Linked DNA regions of Homo sapiens: region 2 is linked to region 1. Evidence: read pairs that join two places in POLR2A ChIA-PET (ENCODE). Cell type or tissue: Caco-2. All regions are shown on one strand. Links, peaks and the distances in the headings refer to the core of each region. The heading gives the core; the rest is flanking DNA. Region 1 has its middle 27 kb from the start of DYM-AS1. Region 2 overlaps CTIF (cap binding complex dependent translation initiation factor).

Region 1 (11,539 bases), core at 5,922-8,421:
ACAGGACCTCTTCATTCCTAATTCCCAGAAGCAGAACTCTCGCCTGGCCTCCAAGAGCTCTCCTCCAGGAAGGAGGGACCACACTGACTCGGGCCCTCCCCCAATTCCTCCTGAGCCCCAACCCTGCCAAGCCTGGGACCCTCCCCAGCTCAGAGCAAAAGTCTGGGCTCTGAGGTCAGTGACCCTGGTGGGCTGCCCTCTCTCCATGCTCTGGGTCCAAGGACAGATGTAGGTTGAGGGGCCTCAGGCAGTCCTCCACCTCCCTGACACTGGAGAGGGGCCTCAGTTTGGGGCGTGGGCTGGCACTGGGCTGTGAGCTTCACCAATGCAGAGAGTCCGGGGATGACCACTCAGGAGCCTGCCCGGGGCAGTTTCCCAGAAACGGTGGGGTAGGGTGGCAGGGGAGGGAGGAGCTCCAGAGGATCTTGCTGGGTTAAGACGGGGGCTAAAGGTGGGGTGGGGATGACCCTTCCTGGAGGAAAACAACACCAGGGCCTCGAGGACCGGAGGGAGAAGGAAGGAGCCCCTTGGAAGGGAGGCTGACCTTGCTGTGCAGCCGGCCCTGCCCATCTGAGTTCAGCCTCTTCCTGGGTTCTGTTGCTTCAGTGCTGCTGCTTTGCTCCGATCTAAAGCGCTCACAGAGCCCTACACCTGGGTTTTCTCTCCCTAGACTGGCGGTTTTCAGCCCTGGAGGGGTTGAATCACCTGGGGAGCTTTCACAAACACTGGGGCCGAGACTCGCAGCAGAGGCTCGGATTTAATTGGTCTGGGGTGTAGGCTGCTCAGGACTCTGCCTCAGGGCCTAACCTGTCTCCAGGGAAGGCACCTTCTCCAACGCCTTTTCCCCACACTGCTAACACCCAGCTCACCCAGGAAGATGACTGTCACAGCTGGTCTGTCCTGCAGGCGAGGGCCAGCCGCCTTACCCGGGCACCTCATGCTGGCCACCCAGTGCAGACCCACAGTAAGGTGGCAGCTTCTGCTCCGGCAGGAATAGAGGCTCACCTCATACCTGCCCCACAGCCTCAAGCTCGGGTCAGACATGGAGGAGGGCATGGGTCTGGCTCCTCCCCTCTCCTTGTCCAGCACTGGCCGGATGGTGTCCCCCGCCTGGCACTATCGCGGCAACCATGTTCCTGGCAGGAGGAAGTGTGGCAATTGCTGGAAGGGCCAGTCTGCAGGCCAGGCCAGCTGGGGTGTCCCCTTCTTCACTGAACAGGCCTCTTCATGGCCTCCAGCCTCATTTGCTGTCATCCAGTGGCCGCTTTTCAGGCCCTCTCTGGGTGATGTTGATGCCATGGACCGTCCCCTCCTCTGCCTCCTGCCTCATCTTCTAGAACACTCCCCACTCCCCCAACTGTCCTCTCAGTGGACTCCTCAGTCTCCCCTGCCACTTGCCCCAAATGTGGGTCCCCTGGGGACTGGCCTCAGTACTGTCCTCGCTCCACATTCTCCAAGGAGTGACTTCACCCAAACCACGGTTTCAAATGCTATCTGTGCCCAAGGCCTCTCGAGCCCGGACCTCCTTTCTGAATTCCGGACCCCTCACCCAGCTGCGTGTAGACCCTCTCTCCAGGCACAGCCCCAGCCTGGCCACACTCAGTCTGCTCCTGCTCTGGTTTTCCCAATGCACAAATGACAGCGTCATCCGACAGATTTCCTCAACCTTGTCCTTGACTCCTTCCTGCCCCCACCCCTACTAACTTCATGGCTGATTTCAGCACTTACTTCCCCATTCTGTCTACTGCTCTCCACCTCCCTCCACCAGCCTGGGCCAGGCATTGTCATTTGTCACCAAACCACTGCAGCCATCTGTTAACTTAATGTCACACTGCCACGCTCATCCACCTTCAAGCCTTCATACCCCGCCTTGGGAAGTCTGAAACAGGGGAGCCTGGGTGTGCCACATTCCTGCCTAACTCCTCCCATCGCTTCCCACTGCTCTAGGACAGAGTCCTCTGGAAGGAGGCTGACCTTCCTTCGTCCTCGCTCCCATCTGCCCTCATCTTTTCCCTCCTCCACCCACATTCCAGCCATTATTCCCTGTCTGCTCAGAGTTTCCCAACATGTTGGGATTGATCCCTCTGAGATGTCCACCTGCTCTAGAATGCCCTGCCTCCTTCCTCCAGCAAACTCCTATTCATTCCTCAAAACATCATTCGTGTGCTACCTCCCCTGGGAAGCCTTCCAGGACTTCTCAGTCTTTGTGTGGTAGGGACTTAGAACGGGTCTTGGTGTTTCACAGTGCAGAACACAGTTTCTGCTTGAGCTTTCAAGGCAACGACTTTTTCAGTTGCCGTGACCATGGGGAATTCACAGCCCTGCGGGGGACCAGAGAATGTTCAGACAAGGGGAGAGAGATCATTGCACAGCCCTCATGTTCACAGAATAGAGTGGGCAGCTCGCACTAGGTGGGGCTTCTCCATGGGGACTGGTCAGACTTGTGAGAGGCCTTCTGTCTCCCCAGACCAGGATAACAATCATCTTCCACTCATCCATTGCTCATTGGCCTTTCTGACTCGCCTAGCACCAACCGACAGTATCACGAACTAGTTACTACGCGTTACCAAGGGCTCCTCTCGGTTTGCAGTGATCTCCCGAGCTCCACCTGTTCCCCACACTCCATCCCTCCTCCAAGGCTCAGCACAGTGACCAATGGGACAGAGCCCTGGTGAGCTGGCGGACAAGAGTGAGTCTTCAGGGCCAGGGTTTAAGCCCAGGCCCAGAACAGAAGCCATTTTTATAAATGAAGCATCCGAAATTGAAGCCTGCCAAGATGAAGGCAGAAACAACTTGGCACATTGCTTCCAGGCACGGAAGAAGGAGAAGCGTGTCTGTTTCATACCAGAAACCCTCCGGTTCTGGTTTCTCCAAGCTCGGCCTTTACCTTCTCCTTGACTTGGAAGGGTCGCCTGTGGCCCCGCTCCCCCATCTCTTCTGGAGCTGCCTTCTGTAAAGTGATCTTTCTATATTTACTTAAACTTCTATTTAAAGAGGAATTCCTCATAATTACTCAGCCGCAGAGAGCTGACACTGTTTGGCTCTGTTTATTTAGTTTCTCCTAGTGATTGGCAAAATGTCCTCAGTGGCTTTCAAGAGCAGATATAGACGAATGACCTCTTGGTCATAAAATAAAGTATGATGCTCTTTTCTGTCCTCATGGGAGACGGCATGTGGGGGGGATGTGCCTCACCATCCCACCCCATAAAAACGCTAAATCCAGTCATTTCTGAGGTTGGATTTGTGAAGCAGTTTCATAATTGGTGAAGGGTGCCGTCTCATCCGGGTGTGAGTACATGTGTGGATACAGCACGTGTCCAGCACACGCAGCCTTTCATGTGCACACACAGACGTTCACACCCACACACGGCCTCACAAATGGCAAAGAGCAGACCCGCCAACAAAAGGAGGAAGCAAGAATTAATACATCTGTTTTTTTCTTCAAAAAATTTTAATTGATACTTGGCATTTAGTCCAGTAGGGAAACTAAAATAGCTAGTTATTTGTGTAGAAATAGTTCCCAGGGTGCTTCCCTCCCTTCCTCCCCGCAACCCCTTTACTCCTCCCCCACCCCTGCCCCCGACACAACGACCCTACAGAACATCCAGGGACAACCCTGCTCTGACAAACCCAAAGGGAAAAATGCTGAACATCATTTGTTAAAATGTGGCCAGTAGCAAGACGCAGAGATGGCGGGCAATTTAAAATGTGGCCAGTAGCAGGACGCAGAGATGGTGGGCGATTTGGGGGTTTTGAGGGGAGGGCCTTTGTGCCCTCCAGTTTCGTGCCATTGAGTTTGAAGGCGTGCGGAAAGCAGAGACAACTGTCACGCCTCCCAAACAGTGACCCAACCCACCTAACCCACACCAGTCCCCTGCTTCCCAGGACCCCTTCTCTGTACCGTCCTGCCATAAGCCCTGCAAGACCTGCCTTCCCAGGAGAACTCCCATCTCCACATCCTGCTCCCCAGGTCCCAGCGCCTCTCCCACCCATCAGCCCTTGAGTGGATGCCTCGGCACGGGGGTCACACTCAGAGCTCCCCACTGCCTTCCCACTCAATGCTTTTCAGTTGGCTTTGTGGAGTGTTTGCCCTCTGCAGTCAGACTCTGTCTTTTGAGGGGTACAGGGCCTGTAACTTGAGCCCCAGCAGTGTCCTCACACCTCCAGTACACAGAGGAGGGACCCACATGGAGCAGGTGGTGGTGATAGCCTGTGCCTGTGGCTGGATTCTATGGTCTGCCCTAACAAGGCACAGCTCAGGAACCCAAGAGCTGTCTGTGATATTGACCAAGGGCCCTTCTTGGAAACCTCCTTGTGGCCAGGCCCAGAAATAGGATGGCAGGAGAAGCCGCCAGACCTCCTAGGCATGGGCTCCCTTTCAGAATCCTCCAAGCTGGTGAGGACGGCGGGAAGGCAGAGTACAGGGCAGACAGTGATGCCCGCCTGGAGCCAGGCCGGGGATCAGCCTAGGCGCAAGCCACGCATCCACATGGGTTCCTCTGCATTGAGAACTGCCGACAGGACGTCCTCGGAGTCCCAAGCAATTGTCTGGTTTGTGATGGACCCATCTTTCATTTCTTGATTATTCAGTAGCTTCGTGTCCTAGAAACCAAGAGGACCATTTCTATAAAAGAGGTTGGTTGAATAAAGACAGCGTGAGAATAGAGGAGCTCCTATTCCCGAAGTCAGCTGCCTGTTCTGCTTTCAGGCCCAGCAAACACCCCAGCCAGAGGAACTGGGGCCCTTTGCCCCTTCATGGTGTTCGCAGCCCCTCATCACCCGCTCCCCTGGAAGGCCTGCTGAAATGCAGATGTCCATAAGGTCTCCCACACACCCAGTTTCAGCAGCTCTAGCTTGGGTCTAGGATAGTCACTCAACAAACACGTATTGAGCAGCCACCATCTTCCAGGAGCCCTGCTGAAGTGGCAGCGGATAAGGCAGGTGGCTCCCTGCTTTCATAGAGCTTCTGTCTAGAGAAAGGTGCCCAAGCTGTAGGTGCCTCAGAATCGCCTGAGGTGCTTGTTAACACAGAAGGCTGGTCACAGCCCCGGAGTTCCCAACCAGCAGGTGTCTGGGGTGGGACCTGAGAATTTGCTTGTTTCAGAAGTTTCCAGACAAGGCTGAGGCTGCTGGTCTAGGAGCCACATTTTGAAAACCACTGGCCCAGCCAATCCCCACAGGAACAGGACCTAGGGCAGTGATATTTCAGGAGAAAAGACTGGTGATTCAGAAAAACACAAGGGTGGCCAGGCACGGTGGCTCACACCTGTAATCCCAGTACTTTGGGAGGCCGAGGCGGGTGGATCACCTGAGGTCAGGAGTTTGAGACCAGCCTGGCCAACATGGTGAAACCCCGTCTCTACTAAAAGTACAAAAATTAGCCGGGCGCGGTGGCAGGCGCCTGTAATCCCAGCTACTCAGGAGGCTAAGGCAAGAGAATCACTTGAACCCAGAAGGCGGAGGTTGCAGTGAGCTGAGATCACACCACTGCACTCCAGCCTGGGTGACAGAGTGAGACCCTGACTCAGAAAAAAAAAAAAACCAACAACAAAAACCCAAAAAACCCCCAAGCATGCATGAGAGGTCAGCAGCCCATGGTCCGCAGACCCCGAGCACATCAGAGCCTCAAGGCTCCACCTGAAAAGCTGCTACAATGGAATGACCTCTGCAATTCTTTCCAGGTCTCACTTCTGGAGGACGGGTGAATTGGGAGCAAAGGCAGGGAGGCTGGCAGAGGTTTCTGGAAGTCAGTGGGGCAGGGCCAGCGCTAGAGAAGAGGAGGCTTTGAGGCTTGTCTTGGCTTAGGCCTTCTCCTCCTCCTGGGCACCACCCTGAACTGACCCTACCCCCCCAGACACTGCTGCGGCCTGGCTGCCCTGGGGAGGGCAGGCCAGGGCCAGCAAGACCTGGGAGCCTCTGCGGCCCACGACACCTACAGTTTTAGAATCTGGAGAGCAGATGCCTCTGGCTTGCTAAGCAACTCATGAAACAAACAGCTTGCTTCAGGGCTTTCTTTTTTGAAGCTGACTTTGTTGTTTGGGTGGGGAGATGTGTGTATAGATAAGCTTCTCAAAGTGATGACATCACAAGAATAATAAAAATGCCACATTGCACCCTGTGTCTTTCACCTCCCAGGCACGTTTTCAAAACTAATCATAGGTCAATTCCCCTTCTTGCCAGCTCCAGGGACCTGCAGAGATGGGAGGCGCTGCTGAAAACCCTCTAAGGGGGGCAGCGCCGCCTTACCTCTCAGAGCTGCATTTCCCTCTCTTAGAAAAGGGACGAGCTAGGTGGATTTTAAAGTTCCTGCCAGTTCCCAATTATTTACCCAGAACTGATTTTAACTGAGTGTTTGACCAAAGCTTTGGTCCATGAGCCTTCCATTGCCGGGGTGTTTATTTTACATAAAATTTATCTGGATACTCACACGTAGAAGTTTTTCTTTTGGTATGGAAAGGGGTCAGAAGATTCTCCAGGTTTTGAGGGGCCCTGAAGCTTACACAATTTGCAAGAGTGTCTCCTTCAGGAAAATAATACAGAATTACTGATCATAATTCGGTGCTGGGTCCTGGTAGAGGCCCAGGCTGTAATGTGTCCAGAGGCACAAGGCTCAGCTCCACACTCTACCCTCTTTCGTTGTGATTAAAGGTCCACAGGCGTCCTGGGCAAATATCAGTTTCTTGAGTCTCAGAGACCCTTGAGACTGTCACAGGCTTGAGTTGGCACTTTGCAAACCTGAGTGTCTCCCGCGCCCATCCTGCCCTGGCCCATGTTTTGGCCGTGACACTGTGTTGCCAGGCAACCATCTATCCTATAGGAATTCACACTCATTCTTCCAGCAGACACATTTAATTTCAGGCCCAGAGTGCTTGGTGACGCGGGGTGACACCAGCCTGCGCCCTCACAGAAATAGCCTGAAGGACTGAGTCAAAAGTAGCTGGGGGAACTGATCCCCACATTTGATCTTCTTCCCCTAAAATAGCTTGGTCCTGTTTATGGGGCTGCTCTGAGAGGGGACGTGGGCGTGGGGCTGTGCTCACAGCTTCCTCCCTCCTGCTGGGTGCTTGCTTTTCTGTGGCCATCAGGAGAGACATCCGTAGTGACTCAGGGCCCTGGACATGATGTAACACCCCTGGCTCCCAGGGTGGTGGGGAATGCGTGACTGCCTTGGAATTCCAGGCGGGACCCTTGGTGCCTGCCTGCCAGTTCTTGACTAAGGTCAGGTGCGGCTGAGAGCTGCGCTCACCAGCCTTGGGGTGGAGGCTGGGAGGGTGTCCTGGCCCCGAGCCAGACCTCCCACTGACAACAGGCCCAGTCCTGAGCCCCGTGGGGACACCCTTCCATCCCATTCTCTAGAGCAGTGGTTCTCAGCCTCGGCTCCATGCTGGAACCACCTAGGGTGCTTTAAAATATCCTGATTCTGATGTAACCGTGAGATTCTAGTGTGCAGCCAAGGTTGAGAGCCAAGGGACTCCTGCCCAGCGTCCCCTCCCTGACCAGCTGCTGAGCTTTTCCCTTTTGGCAAGCGTCTCAGGGGCCCTGGGCACCCTCTGGGCTCTGACATTCCTCTCCTGGCTTGAGCAGAGCTGCCTGTCCTGCAGGAGCCAACAGTCCTCAGGCTCCAAGACCCTCGGCCAGGCATCAGGTCTTAGCCCTGTGCTCTGCCCAGGGCCCTTCCAGGGTGCTGGGGAAGACGTAAGATCTCGAGAGGCCGTGGGATGCTAGAACAGGGCTGCGGTGGGAGAAGGTGCTGGCCGATGAGAATGGAGGTGACCTGCTTGTTGGGTTTTGAAAATATAATGAAGTCAGTGTGTGTATCAGTAAAAATAGAGCTCTAAGCCCCTAAACAAGCAAACACAGGCTATCCACTAAAATAAGATTTTATAATTTGTTCATTGGTCAGTTTATATTTATTTTTGTTTTTAATTGCGGTAAAAAGCACATAATATAAAATTTACCTTCATAACCATTTTTAAGTGTTCAGTTCAGTGGTGTTAACTTTGTTCACCTTGCCATGTGACAAATCTCCAGAACTTTCTCATCTCACCAGAACTTTCTCATCTCACCAAACTGAAACTCTGTTCCCATTAAACAACTCCTCTTCCCTACCCCCCGGTCCCTGGCAACCACCATTTGACTTTCTGGTTTCATGACTTTTTTTTTTTGAGACAGAGTCTTGCTCTGTCGCCCTGGCTGGAGTGCAGTGGCTCGATCTCCGCTCACTGCAACCTCCACCTACCAGGTTCAAGCGATTCTTGTGCCTCAGCCTCCCGAGTAGTTGGGACTACAAGTATGTGCCAGCCCACCCAGCTAATTTTTGTATTTTTCGTAGAGACAGGGTTTTACCATGTTGGCCAAGCTGGTCTCGAACTCCTGACCTCAAGTGATCCACCCGTCTGGGCCTCCCAAAGTGTTGGAATTACGGGCGTGAGCCACTGCGCCCAGCCTGTTTCCATGATTTCGACTTCTCTAGATACATCGTAAAAGTGGGATCATACAGTATTTATCCTTTTGTGACTGACTTATTTTACTCAGCATAATGTCCTCAAGGTTCATCCATGTTGTAGCTCATGAAAGGATTTCCTTCTCTTTTTTAAGGCTGAATAGTATTCCATCGTGTAGATAGGCCGCATTTTTTTTACCCGTTCATTTGCGGAGGGTCATTTGGTTGCTTCCACCCCTTGGCTGTGGTGGACAGTGCAGCTGTCAACACTGGTGTGCAGAAATGTCGTCAAGACCCTGCTTTCAGTTCTTTTGAGCACATACCCACAAATGGGATTGCTGGATCATATGGTAATTCTATGTGGAGGTTTTTGAGGCACCACCGTACTATGTTCCACAGCGGCTGCACCATTTTACCTACCCCCAGCAGTGCACAGGGGTTCCAATTTCTCCGTCCTCATCAACATTTTTTATTTTCTCTATTTTAAAAAAATAGTAGCCAGCCTAATAGGTGTGAGGTGCTAGCTCATTGTCATTTTGATTTGCATTCCTTAATGATTAGTGACATCAAGCATCTCTGTTCTTTTTTTCTGAGACAGGGTATTACTCTGTTGCCCAAGCTGGAGTGCAGTGGCTCGATTTCAGCTCACTGCAGCCTCCGCCTCCTGGGTTCAAGCAATTCTACCGCCTCAGCCTCCTGAGTAGCTGAGACTACAGGCGCCCGCCACCACACCCAGCTAATTGTATTTTTAATAAAGACGGGGTTTTGCCACGTTGGCCAGGCTGGTCTCAAACTCCTGTCCTCAAGCGACCTGCCTGGCTCAGCCTCCCACAGTGCTGGGATTATAGGAGTGAGCCACCACATCCTGCCTTTTTTCTTTTCTTTTCTTTCTTTCTTTCTTTTTTTTTTTTTAAGACAAGGTCTTGCTCTGTCACCCAGGCTGGAGTACAGTGGTGTGATGATGGCTCACTGCAGCCTTGACCTCTTGGGTTCAAGCGAACCTCCCACCCCAGCCTCCCAACTAGCTGGGACTACAAGCACATACCACCATGCCCGGCTAATTTTTGTATTTTTAATAGAGACAGCGTTTTGCCATGTTGCCCAGGCTGGTCTTGAGCTCCTGGGCTCAAGCAATCTGCCATTCTCAGCCTCCCAAGGTGCTGGGATTATAGGCGTGAGCCACAGTGCCTAGCCTTAAATTTACTTTTTAGTTTTTAGAGATGAGGTCTCACTATGTTGCACAGGCTAGACTCGAACTCCTGGACTCAACTGATACTCCTGCTTCAGCCTCCCAAGTAGCTGAGACTATAGGTCTGAGCCACCGTGCCAGGCTCATTAGTCTCTTTTTGATGGAAAAGTATCCTGGAAAAATGAGGTTCTCAAGAAGCACAAGAGGCCCTGGGATGGGAGAGCAGGGAAGGTGGAGGTGGCAGGGAGGAGATGGGGGAGCAGTTTGAGCCTTTCTGTGAAATCTCGTTAAGGCCGTTGGTAGAAATAATTAGGTCTCTGTTCTCCTGAATCTGCTGGGTGAATTGGGCTGTGGGGTGGGGCGGAGGCAGCTGGGGTCTGGTGGAGCAAGGGGTGCCTTGTGGCTCCCTCCACAGCCTTCGGAGCCCCCAGATCCAGGACCCAGCCTGGAGTTTTCGCCCTCATACCCGCAGGCTCAACCCCTCTGATGAGGCCAGCTGGCATCGTGCCCTTTGCCTCAACCCGAGGCTCTAGGCAGACCTGGACTCCATGCCCTTCCTGGGCAGAGCACAGGACCTTCAGGGGAGTGGGGAGTAGAAGGAGGGAATGTGCTCAGGGCCGAGCTTGCTCAGGGCCGAGGCCCCAGGAGGAGACAGGCTCTGGGCTGCCTCTCCTCCAGGGCCTGCCACGTGTGTGTCTTCCTTGAATCTGAGCCTTCCTCCACTGAGGCCTCAGGCCTGCGCCACTACACTGGCCTCCAGAGCAGCTACTCTTGAGGGCTGGATGGCTTGAGAGGGAGGCAGGAAAGGAAGGAAGAGAAGGAAGGTGGGCAATTAGGGGAAGCTATCCCGTGTCCACACCCAGCACACTCCCGGCTTCAAATGCCCCAAAGGTCACATGTAGAAAGCATGAGACACCATTCCATCCTAGGGGCCCAGCTAATACACCTGCAGGGTGAGTGAGATCAAGGTGCTTCACCTCACTGGACCTTGGTGTTTCACCTGCAAAATGGGGCTGACAATTCCTATCTTGAGGGCTGGTGTGAGGACTGCATGAGTTAATGCTTGAAAAGGACCCCGAGCTGTGCCTGGACCTAGAAAGTGCTTGCCTGGGGCATGGTCCCCACAGGGAGTCCTAGAGGGGCCTCGAAGGGGTGACAGACAAGGGGGTGGAGGGACAACTTACAAAGGTGCGGGGCAGGTTAGGAGAGACAAGGCACCACCTGCCCAGCTTGAAGGCTTAGGAGGAAGACAGTTCCCGTTGCAGGGTGGGTGACAGAGCAGGGAGAGAGCTGCTTTTTGAGGACTGACCTGCGGGACTCGGTGGGGGAAGAACACAGCCTTGACCAAGCCTCAGCCTCGGAGGGGAGCGGGCAGGAGTTTCTCACCGCCTCATTTTGCCTCTGACCTCCTGGCTGGGAGCCTCCCTGGCCCAGCTGAGCAGGGAGGTGGGGAGTCCCAAGGGGCTGGGGGCCGGGCAGCATTCAGGCCACCAGAGTCTATGAAAATGGATTTTTGGTTCTGACAAGAAAGGGTCTTCAAGACACAGTGAGAACAAGAAGCAAATTGCAGGAGCACACGCACCATGAGACCCGCGTATATAATGGGAGAAGCCTCCCTGCTGCCTCTGTTTCTGCTGTCAGCATGGACCCTGGAGGGCACACAGCAAGCCTGGGACGGCTGTGACTCCGGAAGGTCAGGAGGGAGAAAGACGCCCACTCCACGCTGTATGTTTTGGTATCATCTAAATCATGCGCAGTTGACACAAATTCATGATTACTTATTTAATTAAAAAGTAGAAAACCCAAGAAAAACACAGGAACAGACTGCTCAAGTGTCCTCCAACTACCCAGAGGCTTTCTGCCAGGCAGCCTTGACACATGGAAAGGCCTGAAAACTTAGATTCTCA
Region 2 (11,539 bases), core at 3,688-6,187, 230 kb before region 1:
AATAGATCATCCAAACTGCAACACTTGTGAAAGTCAAAGGGGGTTCAGTTCATAATTATGCCTAGACAACAGGTGTAAACAAGGGCATATGGCCACCCTCACCTTAACCATGTGGTTCGCAGTCTGCCGTCTTCCCTAAAAGCTGGGAGGAAGTTGCCGCTAAGGCCACCTCTACATGCAGCCGGCAGGGCTCCATCCCCACCCACCCTCTCCTCTGCATGTGAGTTGCACTCACTGCAACATGAGCCCTCCCTGGCCAGCCTGGGCTGCTTCTCTCCTGCTCCAGGCCCTGATCAGGTTCCCATTCCTGGATCGCCCGCACTCCCCTGGTGACGAATTCCCGCATTACCTGAGGGATTTGCACATGGGGCATGTTCCTCGCGGGCCGGAATGTCCTGGGAGCGTGTGGAGAGTGGCGGGCAGAGAAGCCTGTCTGCCAGAGAGCACCCGGCACAGGGGAGTCAGGGACAGCATCAGCCTATGGTCTCGGCTTTGGGTTTTGTTTTTCAAAAAAGGGCCAGGATGGGGCAAGAGTTCTAGACAGTGGTTGCCAGCTCCAAGTAACCCAGCCAGACCCGGTGGCAGACAGGCACCCAGGGCATGGGGCACTTGGGGAGGGCAGCTGGCTGCAGGGGCCATCTCAGATCGGGTATTTCTTCCAACCTGCCGTGGTAAGGGTGGCCTCACCCACAAGTGTCCAGCGGACCATCAATCCTGGGGAACAGTCAGCCACAAAGGGGGCCCTATGGCCCCTGCACTCACCTCTCAATCAACCACAACGTGCACTGGTTTAGGACAGGCTCCAGATGTCCCAGCAGGAAGGGAACCTGTTTGGCTCCGTTTAACTCAACAAAGTCCTCTGCATTCCCCAGTTAAGAACTACTTGTGGGATTAGTGTGCTGAGAGACAGTTTGGCAAACACTACAGCAGGGAAGAAAACACAAAATTGAAAGCTGGGAAGCAAGGATTCCAGACCTGATTCGTTTGTCATCCGTTGGAGCTTGGCCTCTATAGTTCCCTGGGAAAGTGCAAGCAACAGCCTTCATCAGTGTACCCTCGATTTTGCACTACTGGAGATGAGCCGGGGTCTCGGGCAGGGGCACGAGGGACCCCGTGTGAGCCTTTCCCTTTCTCATGCTCCTGAGGCCTTGCCACTAGTAGGAAACTGTCCTGGGTCCCCCTGAGTCCTCACAAACCCACTCACCCCATATAGTGGCTCCATAGTAGGTCTGTCATGAGTGATGCAGGCTTTGGGACCAGCCCAAGAGACCTAGTTCTGCAGGTGCCACCTTGTCTCTGGAGCAGAGAACTGGCACTCCACATCCTGCTCCCCACCCCCCATCAGCCAGGCTGAACCTCCCAGTACACCCTGCATGGACGAACTCTCCCCCAGAATTCACTTCTCTGTCCCACTCTGAGCATGCACCTCCCCCTGAAGCATCTCACACTCCTACTTCAGGTGGTGCTAGGGCCCCACTTTCCAGGAAACACTGGCCCTTCTCCTGTCCCAGCACCTCTCATCCTGCAGCCACAATGTTCAGTCACCCTCCTAGTATTCACTGAGTATTTCTAGTGTGCCAGGCACCAGCCTGGGGACTGAGGATACAGCAGTCAGTCACTGGGCACAGCTTTGTCCTTAAAAGGTTTGCAGTGAAGGAGTTGAACTTAAACCAATGGCCACATGAATCCACAGTGACAAACTGGGGTGCGTGCCGTTACTGCCCCCCATCTTGGGCTCTGGGAGGTGGGAACCCCTCTACTTTCTGCACCTCTGTATCCCAGGGGCTGCATAGTGCCTGGTGCTGGAGGGCCCTCGGTCGTCAAGGAGAAATGGATGTCTGAAAAGGAAGGCGCTGGAAGCCTCCCTTCTCCCGGGCTAGGGGCCTGCAGGGACAGCTGAAGTCCAGGGCAAGAAGGGAACCCCCCACCCAAGGCAGTCATGGCTCACATTCTGAGGTTTCAGAGCAGCTCCTCCTCTCCTCCCCCACAGTGGAGGAAGCCAGCCATTTGCCTGGGTGGAGTATCTGCGGGTCAGGTCTTTAGAAATCTAAATGTCCACATAGGCCACCACTCACCCCTGTTTACCACCTGCAGTCCCAGCTTTCATGTGAGCCGAGGAGGGAGCCCCTTGAGAGTATAACCAGAGGCTTGATCTGCGTTCTCAGACCTCCTGGGTGGCTAGACAAGGCCCTTTCAGCTGCCATGGGAAGGCGGGTGGACTGTGCTGGTGCGGGGCTGCCCTGATCCCACAATGGCCCCCTGACTCCAAGGCCCAGAGGACACCTGAACCACATCTGGCTGAGCCTCCTCAGGCCCTGTGCCTTCTCTCTGCAGCCAAGGAGACAGAGGTGGAGTGGGCTTTTCTGGACAGCATAATTCATGGCCCCTCACCACCCAAACCCGAGAGGTGCAAGAAAAGAAAGCGATGGGCTGGGCTCAGCAAAACCTGCTTTCCCTCTTAACACCTCCAGGGATGTCTTTTTTCACCTGACTTCATTTTCTGGCAAACTATGTTTGCATCCCTTCCTGGCAGGCAGTTCTAGACCCGGCCTGCACAGCCCTGCCCCCTGCTTCCTCCCTGAGGTTTGCACTCAGCTCCATCCACTCAAGGCCCATCTGGCTCTCGGTCCCCAACCAGCACCTGGTTGGGTTTGGCAGCCTCCGAGATGCCCCCATAGGATCAGGTTCAGCTACCACTTCCACACACAAGTTCTGGGCCCCGGCTTAGCAATGCAGGCTACAAAGGGGCCAGGGTGTGAAGTGCCTCCTTAGCACAGCTCCCAGCAGTGGTCTTTACACTTGGTTCTCCCTGGCTGACTTCTCTTGCTGCCAGGGCTTCAGTGATGGGAGCCGGCAGCATGGAGGGAGAGGGGCAACCGCAGATGTGGTAAACATTCTGCAGCAGAGGTCTGAGGGCTCTTGCCAAGCTGGGGTGCAGCCCCCATGGAGTGGGAAGTGCAGGGTGGGAGAAGGGAGAAGGTTTAAGGTCCTTTAACCCTTCCCAGCCAGACTCAACACTGCTATCTCAAGGAACCCAGAAGCACCATTCTCATGAGCCATGACAGTGCTGGAGACCTTGGGGTCTCAGAGGACCCCGTCACCAATCCCACAGCTCCAAAATGGTCTTCAGTTTTTACATCCAAGCCAATTCCTTTTTACCTGAAATGTGGCCCTTTTATTAGTAGTGTCCTTGTAAGTAAAATTCTATTTATTAAACAGACATTTCTTTTTTTTTTTACTTTTTATTTTATTTTATTTTTTAATCATTTTTTCTTTTTTTTATATACTTTAAGTTTTAGGGTACATGTGCACAACATGCAGGTTAGTTACATATGTATACATGTGCCATGTTGGTGTGCTGCACCCATTAACTCGTCATTTAACATTAGGTATATCTCCTAATGCTATCCCTCCCCCCTCCCCCCACCCCACAACAAAACAGACATTTCTTAATGTGCCAAGCATGTTGTCTTTATTAGGTCAGGGGTTCTCAAACCGGAATGTGCATATGAATCACGTGGGATTTTGTTTAAATGCAGATTCTGATGCAAGAGGCCTGGGATGGGCTTGAGATTCTGCGTTTCAAACATGCTCCTGGTAGATGCTAGTGCTCTAGTCCAGGGACCACAGTGGGAAGTCACAAGGCATTGAATGACTGATGGTTTGTAGGTGGTGGCTCTGTTTCATAGATGGGCAAACTAAGGCACAGTCTGTCATCAGTGTGATGGTCAGAGTGGAGGTCTGGCCTGGGAATATTGCATTTCAGATACTGGCTCTTCTTTAGGTCAGTGGTTCTCAGCCTCGCTATGCATGAGAATCATGAGAACACAGCAGGCAGGGGGCCTACCCCTAATCAGTTGAATTAGATTCTCCAAGGACGCAACCTGGGCATTCGTTAGCCAGGGTGGAACACCACTGTTGAGGAGACACCCCAGAGACACCGAACTGGTTCATCGCGGCCACTTATGAATCAGCTGGCTCTGCCTGTCATGCCGCGAACCAGTCAAGAAATACCTGCCAGGTGTTGGGCTCTCTGCTGAGCCATGGGGGAAAACTCCGAGTCTGAGCTGGCAGGAGAACCCCATTACACAGGAGGCCTCAGCTGCTGAGAACATGCCTTCCACTCCCCCAGCCTCAGGCTCTTCTTGTCATCACCCTGAACCTCCTCCTTGATGAGATGAAAGCCACCTCTTCTCTCCCGCTGCCTCCATTTCTCTCTGTCCTCAGCTCCTTTTCCCATTTTCCTTTTCCTTGGCCTGGGATGTGTGTCGGAACAGCTATCACATGTTTTAGGAAAAGGGCCTCATTCTCACCCACGGTGCCAGGCTGTACCAGAGGCTGGGCCACACTTCGCAGTTCAGCCTGTCTCCCCATACACCTTCCCACCAAGGTTCCCAACTTCTCTGGCTTTGCAGGGTCCTGACTGCAGACTAGACTGACTAACTAGATGATGTGCATTGATTGTTTCCGACTTCCAGGAGAATGTGGGGTGCCCAGGGTGCCTGGGTTAGAGAAGGAACCAAAAGTTTCCTTGGATCCTCATCAGGGAATTGTGGTGTGATACAGGGCGGTGAAGGGGCTCCAGTTTCACAGAGAAGTGAAGAACGAGTGTGCCTCTTTTTATGGGACCTTTGGAATGACAGGAATGGAAGCCTGAGCCCTCTCCACCCAGCACTGCCCTGTCACTGCCCCGGGACGTCCACGTGGGCTCTGGGAATGCTCCTTTGCTGAGACAGGCTTGGGTAGTACAAGTTCAAGCCCTCCTCTGTTGAAATGTGTGTGCTCTGTTTAGCCAAGAGGTGTCTGCATCCGAGCTATGCAGAGCAAAGTATTATTAGAGCCGGCATCAGTGTGTCTGTAACTGAACCCAGCTCTCCCTAGCAACCGTTGCCAACAACACATCTAACAGAAGGATGCGATACCTTTTTTTGAAAAAAAAAAGTTTGTCTCAACCAAGTCATAAACACAGCAGGCCTGTTGTGAAAAGACAACACAAAATCAGAATCTGGTGTGTGACCAGATTTCAAAATAAATTGCTCTTCTCTAGCACCTTCTAGAAGACAGCCTGTTAAAAAGCTGACCTTGAGCTAAAGAGCGGAGAAACTCTTCAGAGTTTCTGGCTGGGTCATCATCAAGCATTGTGTTTTGGGCTTTTCATACATAGACGCTCAGTTGAGTGGTGACTCTGTGGGATCTCTGGGAATGACTTTAGCACAGAAGGGGCACTCAAGATTTTCTGGCTTGGCTTTCCTTATCAGTGAATCTCTCAAGTGTGAGACAAGCCTGAAGATGTATCTTACCCATACCTCATCCTGGATGTGTGTGTTGCCCCCACTTCTACCCGTTTCTCCCATCCTCCTGCCCTTCTCCTTGTCCCATGTTTTCAGGCTTGGGAAGAAAACTGGGCCATTCCTCTAACTCTCTTCCTAAGGGGAAAACCTCGTTCTCTTGTGATTCTCTCAAGGTCTCTGGAAAATCAAGTCATTCCCCTTTGTCAGAAGTTTGAAGTTCCTAACTCTTATCTTTTACATAGGAAGGGAGGAGGGAGACTGATATCGATTCCTGGAGTCTAAGTTTTAAACTCCTAGATGGCCAGAATCCTGGCTGAGTTATCGGCTGTCCCCAGCTCCTGGCTTCATGGTTCATAGTAGATGCTCAGGAAATGGCTGTGGAAGGGAGGCATGGAGCCATCAGTCATGGGTACCAATGCTCTCTGGGGCATGAGGGGCTTTGAAACTCTTCTGAGCACTTTCCTGTGTGTGAATCGGAGGTAGGTTCCAGGGCAGGGATCCCTCCCCAGGCTTATACATGGGGAAAGTGGCTCAGTGAGGCTGCAAGATTGACCCAGCATCACGAGGCTAGCTGGAGCTTCTGGATGCCATGCCACATCCTAAATAGGGTGTAAGGCTCAAAAACTTGGGAAAATCAAGAATCCATATCATGGTTGGGAGCAATGGCTCATGCCTGTAATCCCAGCACTTTGCAAGGCCAAGGCAGGAGGATTGCTTGAGGCCAGGAGTTTGAGACCAGCCTGGGCAACATAAAAAGACCCCATCTTTGAAAAAAAAAATAGGCAGGTGTGGCAGCATTGCTACTGAAGCCCCAGCTACTCCAGAGGCTGAGGCAGGAGGATCCATTCAGGCCAGGAGTCAAGGCTGCAGAGAGCTAGGTCCCTGCTGTTGCGCTCCAGTGTGAGCGACAGAGTGAGACTCTAAAAAACAAAAAAGAATCCATCTCAGGAAGTCATCAATTGGGATTTCAAAATCCACCCTGTGGAATAATCCCACTGTGTTTCCAGGGGTCGCTGAGTCTCTGAGCTTTCTGGGCCTCTGGAGGTCAAGGGTACCTGAAGAAACCCCTGCACTCTCCATTCGCCCTAGTCCCTGTGAAACCACACAGGCTGCTGGCCCCAGTTCCCATCTCCTCCTTGCATCCTCTCCCTCTTCTCAGACCCCCTCCCTCATTTCTGCACACCCACCGCTGAGCCGATGTGCACTCCAGGCATGTAAACTAATTTTAATGTTGGCCCAAGCCAGGCACACCCAGGGATAGAAGCACATTGTTCTGTGCATTCCAAAGCTTGAGCAAAAGCCCTGGCCATACCCACATCGAGCTCCCCTCCACTAGTTGCTAGAAATCAGAAAGGCTGAAGCAAAGGGCCAGAGGCAGTGCAAGCCGCTTTCCCCGTGGGCAGGCTGCACGGAAGCTTGCAAAAGCCCAGAAAAGGGCTGTTTTTCTAAAAATGGCTGGCATCTGAGCTCCCGCCCTGCCCCCTGTGGGCCATCTGTCCCCATGCTGAAGCCCGTGCCCTGCAAGGGACATGCAGAGTTGGCACACACATTTCCCTGAAGGTGGGCACCAACAGGCCTCGTCAGGCTGGCCTGGCATCACAGGAGGCCAGCAGTCACAGGAGCTTGACCCCTGCCCAGGATTCTGTGGCAGCCCTGGGCTCCCCCAACAGGAAGAGCCAATGCCTGACTCCTATCCATGTTCTTTGCCCCTGCGGCCAGAGCCACAGTGGATAGGAGCCGTGTGCCTCGTTGCCAATCTTGTTGTCTGCACTTGCTTTGGGATGAGTAAATATGACCTGCTTTTCTCCAATCTTTATTTCTTCTCAACGCTTATTGAGCACCTGCTATATACCATGCACTGTGGCAGGTCCTGTATGTCTCTGTTCATTTGCCCTCCACTGTGGTCTTTCAATCTGTTTGTGCAAATCTTAAGCATTGCATTCAAGGACCCAGGTGGGATACCTCAATGTCAGTGCTTAGACCAGATCGCCCTGACTGTTCAGTTTGGGTGGGGCGGGGGAACATGTGGCTTCCAGGAGTGCTAAGCCTGTGGTTCTCTCTGGAGCTTTGAAGTGCTCAGTGAGACAGAGCAGCCGATGACCGGATCATAAACAAGCATTTTGATTTTTGAATCTGAAAATAAGCGAGGAAAGAAAATGACCACTGATCCTCAGCCAGTCCTGGAAAGTGCCCAGAACAGCAGCATGCCAGGTGTCCAGTCATCATATCATCAGGGGGGCCTGGGTGCTGCTGCTGTGCCAACTACTGCCCCAGGCCCCCAGGGACCAGTGAGCTTCCTGCAAAACCAAGTGCCCAGCTTCCTGCCTCTTTGCCACTGCGCCACTGTGCCACTGCGCCACTGCGCCACTACTGTGTTCTTCAAAATCACAGAGAGCCCCGCTCCTGAGAAAGCCCAAAGTGCCTTTCTGTGCACGGCATGGGCTTTTACAAGTCTCATGGGCAGTCTACTGCAGGCCTTGTCAGAGACTCTAGATGTGCAGAGGCTGAGGGAGCCTTGGACAAAAGTCACTCCTTTCCCGTGAAAAGTGGCCATTGCCCTGTGTTGTTAGGAGCGTGGGTGGCTCAGGAGGGGAGAGCAAGACCAGCCTGCAGCTTCATGAATCAGGTCAGCTGGGCCATCTGGAGCAGACAGGTGTGGGTCGTGCCCCCGAATCTCATTTCTCTAGACAGGATTTCTTGCCCTGAGGCAGCAACGCTGAGGCCTGAGGAGTAGCAAACCTGTGCAGTAGCATCGATTGCTGCCTCGATGCTGATCTTGAGCATTTAAAACATGTCTCTGCACCCACGTTTCCGTCCTGCAAGGGATGATTGGGTTGTGGTAGAGCTTAAATGAGGTAATGCATGCACGGACCCCAGCTCTGAGCCACACCACTCGGATGGCTCCATCAGTGTGGGTGCCCTGCCCTGGTGGGATGAACTGGGAGGCCCTTCTAACTTTATCCCATCCTAGATTCCCAAAGACCACCCCATGCCTCAGTCTTGGGCAGCATTTCCATTTCCCCCCCCTACGCTGATTAAATGTGGAACAATGAGGGCAGGCAATGAGTGCTTTTAGACTATTGTCTTCCTGGGCGGTGGGCCCAGGATTGACAGGTGTACTCTTCCTCCTAGTCAAATCTGCCTCCTCCAGGAAACCTTCCCTGATCTCCCAGCCCAGGGACCTCACCTTCCTCTGACTCTTGAACATTTACCATGTGTCCCTTTCATGAAGTCTTCTGGGCTCCCCTGTTTAAGCTTTTCTTATCTGAGACTTGTATCTGTGGATGTCTTGGGGCAAAGAATGCGTCTGGGTCATCTTTGTGTCCCACCACCATACTGGTACCCACAAGGTATTCATCAGGCATCAGCTGGCTGGCTCCAGGAGCTTCCTTCACTGGGGAGGAAGGAGCATGGATAGGCAGGCATGGGAATAGCACAGGCCACAGCCACAAAAGGGAATGGCCTGGGGTTTTCTCCCTCTCGCTTCTGGGCCAGGAGAGCTTTACCCAGGTCAGGAATTATTTCACCATCACCCGTGTCCCTTGCCAGACCGTGTCCCCTTCCCTGCATGCCCTCACCCCCCACCCAGGGTTCATTTTCCCTGCTAAATCCCCTGATAGAACTTGGCCGGGCACTGCCCTGTCTGAGGCTGCCACGCCGAAGCAGGCCCTGCAGATAAGTGGGTTACCGGAGAAGGCCAGCTCGGGTGTCCCAGGCCCCAGAGGGTCACCCCTGGCTGGCTGGCAGCTCACCCCCAGCACCTCCTCCTCCTCCTTCCCCGGAGCCAGGCAGGCAGGAGACAGCAGATCCTTCCCCCCAGCTCTGTGAGCGGCCGGCCCCCAGCCGCCGCGGGGAATCTGAGCTATGCTAAGCGGCTCCAGATCGCAGCATCTCTGCCCTGCCCGGGCACGGCCGGCCCAGACAGGGCGCCTCTACCTGCCGTGGCTGCCGCTGGAAAGCTGGCACCGCCTGGGCTGATGGAAAAAATCTCCCTGCGGGTTATGTAACTGCTCACCGCCCTGTCCCTGGCTCCCCAGGGAGGCTCCCAGCCACTACCAAGAGAGAGCAGTGGCCCCTGGGCAGGAAGGAGACCACAGAGGGTCACTCTTTCAAAAGGAAGAAAATAGTGTTGCGTTATCTGAGGTCCTCCTCTGGAACCAGCCTGTGCATGGCGCCAAGGTGTTTCCTGAAAATGCTTAAGGAGCTCAGAGGCCTGCCCCAGTATTATAGCAAGAAGAGAGCTAAACCTAGCGGGAGGGAGTGGCCACAGAGGAGGAAGAGGGCAGGACAGCTTTGTTACTGTTTTTCTTTTCTTTTCTTTTTGGCAAATTATTATTGCAGTAAAATATACCATAAAATTCACCATCTGAACTAGTTTTAAGTGCACAGTTCAGCAGTACCCCGCATACCTACAATGTTGGACAATGCCCATGACCATCCCCCGGCACCCCACCAAACCCTCTCATCACCCCAAACAAAAGCCATGTACCCACCATAACTCCCCTACAGCAATAACTCCCCTACAGCAATAACTCCCCTACAGCAATGCCTCCCCTCCATCTTCCATCTCCATGAATTCACCCACTCTACAAATAGCACACATGGGATATCATACAATATTTTTCTTTTTGTGCCTGGCTTATTTCACTTCACATCATGGTTTCCAGGTTTATTCATGTGTCAGAATTCCCTTCTTTTTCATGGCTGACTAATATTCCATTTTATGTCTATACCACATTTTGTTTATCCATTTATCTGTCAATGGGCACTTGATTTTCTTCCACCTTTTGACTATTGTGATTCATGCTGATAGGAGCATGCATGCACAAATATCTGTTTGAGTCCCTGCTTTTGATTCTTTGGGGTATATACCTAGAAGTGGAATTGCTGGATCATATGGAAATTTTATCTTTAGCTTTTTGAGTATCTGCCAAACTGTTTCCAGGAAGGGTGTTTTTGATGGGGGAAATATCATGAACCAAGAGCCAAAGAAATGACACAACTGAGGGACAATAAGGACACTGCCTTACTGAAATTCAGCTGAGAGCTGGAGGAAGTCTATAAGGGGGACCGACTAAGAGGCAGAAGGATCTGGACTTTATAAAGTGGGACTCAGGGAGCCATTGTGGGTTCTTGAGATGTAGAGTTCCAGGATCAATTAAAAATCATAGACCAGTGTAGACTTGCAGGAAGGATCTATAGATCATCCAGTCCAACCCCCTCGTATTACAGTTGAGAGACTTGAGGCCTGGAGAGGTTGAAAGAGGCCATGAAGACATGTTGATAGGTCATAGGATGTTGGACTTAAAGATGTTTTACATCAGAGAACCAGGGGTTCTAGGTAGCCACGTGGTCTCTTGTGGAGAGGGAGCATATCCAGGCTTAAGCCTGCCCCTCAAAGACCTGAGCTGTGATGGCAGGCCTCATTTCCCTGCCCTACTCTCAGGATCCTGCTCTCTGGCCCCTGGCACATGGAACTGTGGCATTTCCACCACCACCCCCACCAGCCAGAGCCAGGAGCTGGGGTTGCCTGCCATGGGGAACTGTGCTCCCCTAGCGCTGGTCCCCTTCCTTCAGTAAGTGCCATGGTGGGCTCCAAGAGCTTCTGGGACAAGTCAGTGGGCATCTTCGAACCAGAGCCCCTGGGTGAGCAGGCTTCCCCAGGGGTACATAGCCTGCATTCCAGAGAGGGCCCCTAACATTGGCCTGTGGGCCGCTGATAGGAAGAATGGATAGAGACTCCGCACAGGGTGCCCCACCCCCGGCCCTGGTGCCCCTCACCATGCTGCTGTGGGCTTATCTCCTTGTTGCCCTTCGCCCATACCAACCTGCCTGAGCTGCGTTTCTGATGCCTATAATGAACCAGAAGGGAGTTGAGGGGACAGAGGGGGAGAGGAACAGGAAGAGGAGATGACAGGACAACTCTTTCAACAGCCAGCAGGAATGCCACACTTGGCCTTCAACCCTCCGCTCTAAGAGTATTTATACCCACAGTGTTCAGGGTGGCCAGGTTCCACCTTGTCTAGATAAAGAGCAGGCCCCCTTACGGAGACAGAGGTCTCCCCAGCTCCCCTCCAGACAGCCACCAAGAGGTCAGGAACACACAGAGTGCACGGCGCAGTGCATGGAAGGGAGGCGCTGTTGCAGGGGCAGCCATCAGTGCCTGGGTTACTCTGAGGCCAATCGGCATCATGTGAGCAATTTAAACCCATGGTGTGCCCAAAGGCCAGCTTTTCCTACTTCTAGGT

Evidence for each region. ChIA-PET counts read pairs that join two places held together with the same protein. Peaks named below come from ENCODE experiments on the same cell type or tissue, not always from the same donor. Only the 100,000 strongest peaks of a DNase experiment are listed, where the experiment ranks them.
Region 2: POLR2A ChIA-PET joins it to region 1 with 7 read pairs; 1 of 35 experiments calls an interaction of 5 or more read pairs at or near these places.

Annotation. Positions count from the first base shown.
Region 1 is chr18:48,991,192-49,002,730 of GRCh38, forward strand. No RefSeq gene overlaps it. Among named protein-coding and RNA genes, the nearest start is that of DYM-AS1, 27 kb to the right of the region's middle. RefSeq lists enhancers at 1-367, 3,430-4,199, 4,200-4,967, 5,325-6,023, 9,711-10,621 and silencers at 1-31, 8,929-9,118. In Caco-2, for the core only: no CTCF peak of the experiment used is centred there; DNase peaks (open chromatin) are centred at 5,970 and 7,140.
Region 2 is chr18:48,762,686-48,774,224 of GRCh38, forward strand. The region is part of intron 9 of CTIF (cap binding complex dependent translation initiation factor); the gene reads left to right. It overlaps LOC107985147 (a long non-coding RNA gene), which reads left to right. Exons shown (of 2, transcript XR_001753444.2): 1 at 1-11,539. Among named protein-coding and RNA genes, the nearest start is that of CTIF-AS1, 73 kb to the right of the region's middle. In Caco-2, for the core only: no CTCF peak of the experiment used is centred there; a DNase peak (open chromatin) is centred at 4,696.